Regions from separate parts of the Homo sapiens genome. Here region 1 is linked to region 2. A link is a loop called in an ENCODE intact Hi-C map of the cell type or tissue named here. Cell type or tissue: gastrocnemius medialis. All regions are shown on one strand. Links, peaks and the distances in the headings refer to the core of each region. The heading gives the core; the rest is flanking DNA. Region 1 overlaps NIN (ninein). Region 2 has its middle 10 kb from the start of MAP4K5.

Region 1 (2,921 bases), core at 145-2,644, 200 kb before region 2:
GTTATAGATGTCATTTTGGGGCAGATGTCAAGATTTTGTCCTACAATAAAAGTAGACACATTCAGTTATCTCTTGGTGAAACTTTTTATAAAAAAACTAGTTGTTTTGGGCTGGGTGTGGTGGCTCATGCCTGTAATCCCAGCGCTTTGGGAGGCCGAGGCAGGCAGACCACTTGAAGCCAGGAGTTCAAGACCAGCCTGGCCAACATGGCGAAACCCTGTCTCTACTACAAATACAAAAATGGCCAGGCATGGTGGCTCACGCTTGTAATCCCAGCACTTTGGGAGGCCTAGGCGGGCGGATCACGAGGTCAGGACTTCAAGACCAGCCTGCCCAACATGTTGAAACCCCATCTCTACTAAAAATAAAAAAAATTAGCTGGGCATGGTGGCGAGTGCCTGTAATCCCAGCTACTCGGGAGGCTAAGGCAGGAGAATCGCTTGAACCCGGGAGGGCTAGGTTGCAGTGAGCCAAGATCGTGCCACTGCACTCCAGCCTGGGCGACAGAGCTAGACTTTGTCTCAAAAAAAAAAAAAAGCCAGCTGTGGTAGTACATGCGCCCATAATCCCAGCTACTTGGAAGGCTGAGGCATAAGAATTGCTTGAGCCCGGGAGGTGGAGGTTGCAGTGAGCTGAGATCGTGCCACTGCACTTCAGCCTGGGTGACAGAGTGAGAGTCTGTCTCAAAAAAAAAAAAGTTTCCATTTTTAAAATTACTTCTGGGTTGACTTTTTCTGAAAATGAGATTGTACCTTTTTTTTTTTCATGTTTGGTTTAAAAGGTAAGAGGCTTATCTATTTGTGTTATCTTTTTAATTTTTTAAATCATTTTCAAGATCCAAAAAATCACTTTGGTAGCTGAAAGCACATTTCTGAATTCAGACGTTAATTACATGGACAATATGTGCTTTGGATTCTAAAAAAAGGATATGATTGCATATGTGAAAATGAAAGTAGAGTTTAGCCTATGAAAGCTTTTGAGTTGGCAGTGCATTTCAGCCTTCTCTTTATGTCCTCTGTGAATCAAATGAATATCTTCTGGGCTTAAAGATAACTTCGTAAGAATGAAGCAACTTTTAAGCCACCAGTCTCAATGCATTTGGGTCCTTTATGGAACTGGGCCTTGCCCTACAGTCATATTCATTATTGGACATGGCATGGCTGTTTTGTCAAAGACCATTTTAAACAGAGACTCTCCAAATCTTTTTGTTTAAATCAAACTTCAAGAATATTGTTTTATTCATATTTATATGTACATACACATACTTTCATTAGAAGACTGAGGGGACAATTGAAAGGTACTTATTAGGAGTCGTTGTCATTGGGTAAACATGACACCTGTCTCAAAACAGCAATTACCCAATAGCTTGTTTTTAAGGCTTACACTCTGCAATTCTCTTAAGAGCTGGGCCCCAGAGATAGCTACTCATCCATCAGGGCTCCATAACCAGCAGAAAAGGCTGTCCTGGGACAAGTTGGATCATCTGATGAATGAGGAACAGCAGCTGCTTTGGCAAGAGAATGAGAGGCTCCAGACCATGGTACAGAACACCAAAGCCGAACTCACGCACTCCCGGGAGAAGGTAATTGGAGAAGCTGCACATCATGGCATATGTTTGAAAATGACTAGTTTGATAGGAAAATGAATGTTGGATATGATTGGAATGGTTCTAAGGTATGGATTTGAGTATCCTGCTATAGCAGACTTATTTTAAGAATGTATCATTTATCATTTACTCACATATAATTTTATCCTGATGTTTATAAAATATTTTTATAAGCAGTTTTATATTAAAATATATTTGTGACTTTAATCTTCATATCCAAAATATAGACTCATGGAAATTATGTGAACCATATAGTCTTCAAATTGGCTGGCCACCAAGACTAGTAGTACAAAAATGGTAAAACTAGACTCAGATCTTGCAGGTCTAAATAACTCCTCACGAGAGAAAAAGGTGCCTCCTTTAAAAGACAGCATTTCAAGGTTTAAGGTCTTTTCCAACCACCAACTTGGTGCTTGAATTCCTTACCTCTGCTGCATAGTCTCCCAATGATATTTAACCTATGCTTAACACCCCTTTTGAGGAGGAACTCTGAAGAGTCGCAGATATTTAGTTAGAACACCTACTCCATGCCAGAAACTGCTATCACGGATGCTGCAGTGGTGAGCAAGACAGACATGGTTCATGTCTTCGTAGAACTGTTTTAGATGTGAATAGTCCAATAAGAGCAGATGGGAACTGTCAGCCCATTCTCTCCTAAAAGTAGTGTTCATGTCAGAAAAAAAGGGCCTGGGACCACTGTGCCTGTTTTCCTGGCAGCCACATCACATACACTGTTGACTCCTGGAGAGTTAGTAGACCCAGAAGTCCCCTCTTCCCAGTCTTGTTCCTACAGTCCTGGGTTTGCAGACCCAACCAGACTCACCTAGAAAGGGTCTTTTGAAATCCAGAAAAGCTAGCTTCAAGTATTTACAGGCTTGATTGAAAAAGGATGTTAAACAGGACCCAAGTACTGAATTAAAACTTTCCCTATGTTTGTTGTTTTTGCTGGCTGGGTGATTGTATTAGCATTTTTTCCTCTTACATTTGTTCCTGTTAGGTCCGTCAGTTGGAATCCAATCTTCTTCCCAAGCACCAAAAACATCTAAACCCATCAGGTACCATGAATCCCACAGAGCAAGAAAAATTGAGCTTAAAGAGAGAGTGTGATCAGTTTCAGAAAGAACAATCTCCTGCTAACAGGAAGGTGAGTTTTTGAGAATATATGGCGTACATCTGTGTTCTCACTATAATGCGTTCTTAAGTGTGTTTCTTCTCAGGTGTACTTCTAAGGAAATGATTACGATGGCATATTTTGGCATGTATCTCTTTATGCTGTTATCTTGTCAAAATAGCATCGTGGTTCTTTTTGATTGAA
Region 2 (2,921 bases), core at 127-2,626:
CTAGTGAATACCTGGGATTCCAGACATAGTCTTCCTTGTTTCCTTTGCGGAGCAATAACCAATTTCCCCATGGTAGTTAGAATCAATCACCCCAACCAGTACAATGACCCCCTTCTCTAACTGTTGATTTAGTGATCTGAAGACTCCAAAATAGCCAGATGGCAGTTTCAGCTTCCCGTTAAATAGAATTGTGACCATGTCATCTGGGGAAAGTATCAATCCCTTGGGCACTAGGGCCTCCAAACTCACCAAGTCCAATCCTATAGGGACAATATAATAGAGACAAAGTTGTAGAGAAAAAAACTTTCAAGAGAGTTATTAGGAATAATAGAAGAGCCACTCCTACCTCTGCCTCTTGGTTCACAGGCCCATGCATTCTGAATATTGAGTAGATGACAACATATAATGGTGACTGGGTTGAGTCCTATACTACATCCTTACAGGGGTTTTCTCTCAGCCAGCACCACGATTGATCCTTCTGCATACTTTCCTCTATCCTATCAAACTAGCTGTTCCTGAGTGATGGGTAAGATCAGTTAATTCCATGGGCATGACTCTGCTGCCACACTTCTCTCATAATAAAATTACTTTCTTGCTCAAAGATATTTGTGATACATGGTGATAAAACAAGGCATTCCATAAGCCCATGAATTGTGGCACTAATAGAAGCTTTCCAAGCAGGGAAGGTAAACCTCTACCTAGAATATGTATCTATTCCCATGATGACAGGTCACTCTTCCCTCTATAATGAAAGGAATCTAGTGAAATTAAACTGCCACCAGATGGTTGACTTATCTGTCAAGGGAACAGTATCATACTGGGATCTCTGCAATGGCCTCTGCTATAAGCAGATTAATCACTCCATAGTGGCAGTAACTGAATTATCCTTGGCAAGTAGAAGTCTACATTGTTGAATCTAATGTTAGCTTACATTCCTATTGTCACGTAGGCACACTGAGCAAGCACTAGAGTGACTGTGTAAAGAGGCTGATTGACACCTGGAGAACAGATCTTCTTGTATAACTATCGAGATGGATGCCCTCTGCTGGGCAGTATTGTAGTTCACAGTTATTTTCACATTCTGGGCAATTTTAAGAATCCATCCATAATACTTCTCCCACTGACTTCCTTATCTCAAATCTTCTTCCTTCCAAGTAATTGACCAACCTATTAGCTACTGTGCATGAATCAGTACAGATCCATACCTCAGATCAGCTCTTCTTCCTAAAAAAGAGGACAACCAGATGTATTGTTCAAAGTTATATCCACTGGGAGAATTTCTCCTCCTATCTTTCAGGGCCACCCCATTATGGTGTGGGCACAGAATTCTGTGGCTCTCTGCTTCAAGTTGGTGCTAGCATATTATGCAGACCATTAATAAACCAAGCCTAAACTTTTTCTTCCCCTGCTAAATGGCTATGAGCCTATAGATAATGGGTTGAAAAAAAAACAGGTGGCAAAGAAGTAAGGGCAGGTCCAATGGACATTTGTTCCATATGATTTACTTGTGTCTTCCAGATCATCTCAGGCCACCTCAGTGTATACTCTTCCATTTGACAACGGAATTCTGCTGCCCATGTTCAACTTACGATCCAGTAAATTAGGTAACATCCAATTTCTTTTATTTTCTTTTATTTTTTTAATTTTACTTTAAGTTCTGGGATACCTGTACAGAATGTGCAGGTTTGTTACACAGGTATACATATGCCATGGTAGTTTGCTGCACCTATCAACCTGTCATTTAGGTTTTAAGTCCCGTATGCATTAGGTATTTGTCCTAGTGCTCTCTCTCCCCTTGCCCCCAACCCCCTCCCCCCGACACCACAGGCCCCCGGTGTGTGATGTTCCCCTCCCTGTGTCCACGTGTTCTCATTGTTCAACTCTCACTTATGAGTGAGAACATGCAGGGTAACTCCCAATTTCTAAAGAGCAGTTAATGTCACATAGTTACTTAGTATCCTGTGGTCAGGAGTCTAGCCTCTACTAAGACCTAGAAGTAAATCAAGAGTTGCCTTTCAAACAGACAATAGCTGTCAGCAGATAACAGCATATTCTTTTTTTTTTTTTTTTTTTTTTTTTTTTTTTTTTTTTTTTTTGAGACGGAATCTCGCTCTGTCGCCCAGGCTGGAGTGCAGTGGCGCGATCTCGGCTCACTACAAGCTCTGCCTCCTGGGTTCATGCCATTCTCCTGCCTCAGCTTCCCAAGTAGCTGGGACTACAGGCACTCGCCACCGCACCCAGCTAATTTTTTGTATTTTTAGAGAGATGGGGTTTCACCGTGATCTCAATCTCCTGACCTCGTGATCCTCCTGCCTCGGCCTCCCTAAATGCTGGGATTACAGGCGTGAGCCACCGCGCCTGGCCAACAGCATATTCTTATACCAAAATCCTAGGGGTCTGCATTGGGATTCTCCTACTGGGGTTGCAAGAGACTCCATACAGTTTCCTGTTTACCATTGGGTCTGCTGAATCCTAAAGCCTAAGTGTCAGGGCAGCTTGCATCATAGCCTTCTCTGTAGTACATTATGTAGTTCCAAGTGATATGAACAAGGTGGCAGTCATACAGGTTACATGGGTCAAAGAGTAGCAAATGCAGTACATTGTCTCAAAATACAAACAGGCCAAACAAACACTGTGCATCTTTAAGGTGGATGATACAAGGTAGAGCACTACTTCCTTGTTAGAAATGTCACTAATGTGTCAGGTTCCTGAACTGGGTTTATCTCTCGTTCTCTGGTATTAGTGGTATTTTTTAAAGTATGTAGGGTGGTTGCTACTTCCTGCTCACAAGGTGCAATTTGCATAATGTTATCAAGATAAAAGACTACCATGATATTCTACTGGATATCAAGGAAACAAAGGTCCCTCTGGAATGATACTCTATCATAGAACAGAAGTCTTTAAATATCCCTGAGGTAGTA

What was found. Hi-C counts contacts between places; a loop is a spot of excess contacts. Peaks named below come from ENCODE experiments on the same cell type or tissue, not always from the same donor. Only the 100,000 strongest peaks of a DNase experiment are listed, where the experiment ranks them.
Region 1: it touches region 2 in a loop (13-fold over the local background); 2 of 110 quality-filtered maps call a loop at or near these places.

What each region holds. Positions count from the first base shown.
Region 1 is chr14:50,737,969-50,740,889 of GRCh38, reverse strand. It overlaps NIN (ninein), which reads left to right. Exons shown (of 31, transcript NM_020921.4): 26 at 1,403-1,582; 27 at 2,604-2,750. Among named protein-coding and RNA genes, the nearest start is that of SAV1, 71 kb to the right of the region's middle. In gastrocnemius medialis, for the core only: no CTCF peak of the experiment used is centred there; a DNase peak (open chromatin) is centred at 1,519; H3K4me3 peaks cover 1,058 bases; H3K27ac peaks cover 2,500 bases.
Region 2 is chr14:50,541,182-50,544,102 of GRCh38, reverse strand. It overlaps a transcript of MAP4K5 not described here and a transcript of ATL1 not described here. Among named protein-coding and RNA genes, the nearest start is that of MAP4K5, 10 kb to the right of the region's middle. In gastrocnemius medialis, for the core only: CTCF peaks have their summits at 857 and 1,064 (motif pointing left); no DNase peak of the experiment used is centred there; H3K27ac peaks cover 811 bases.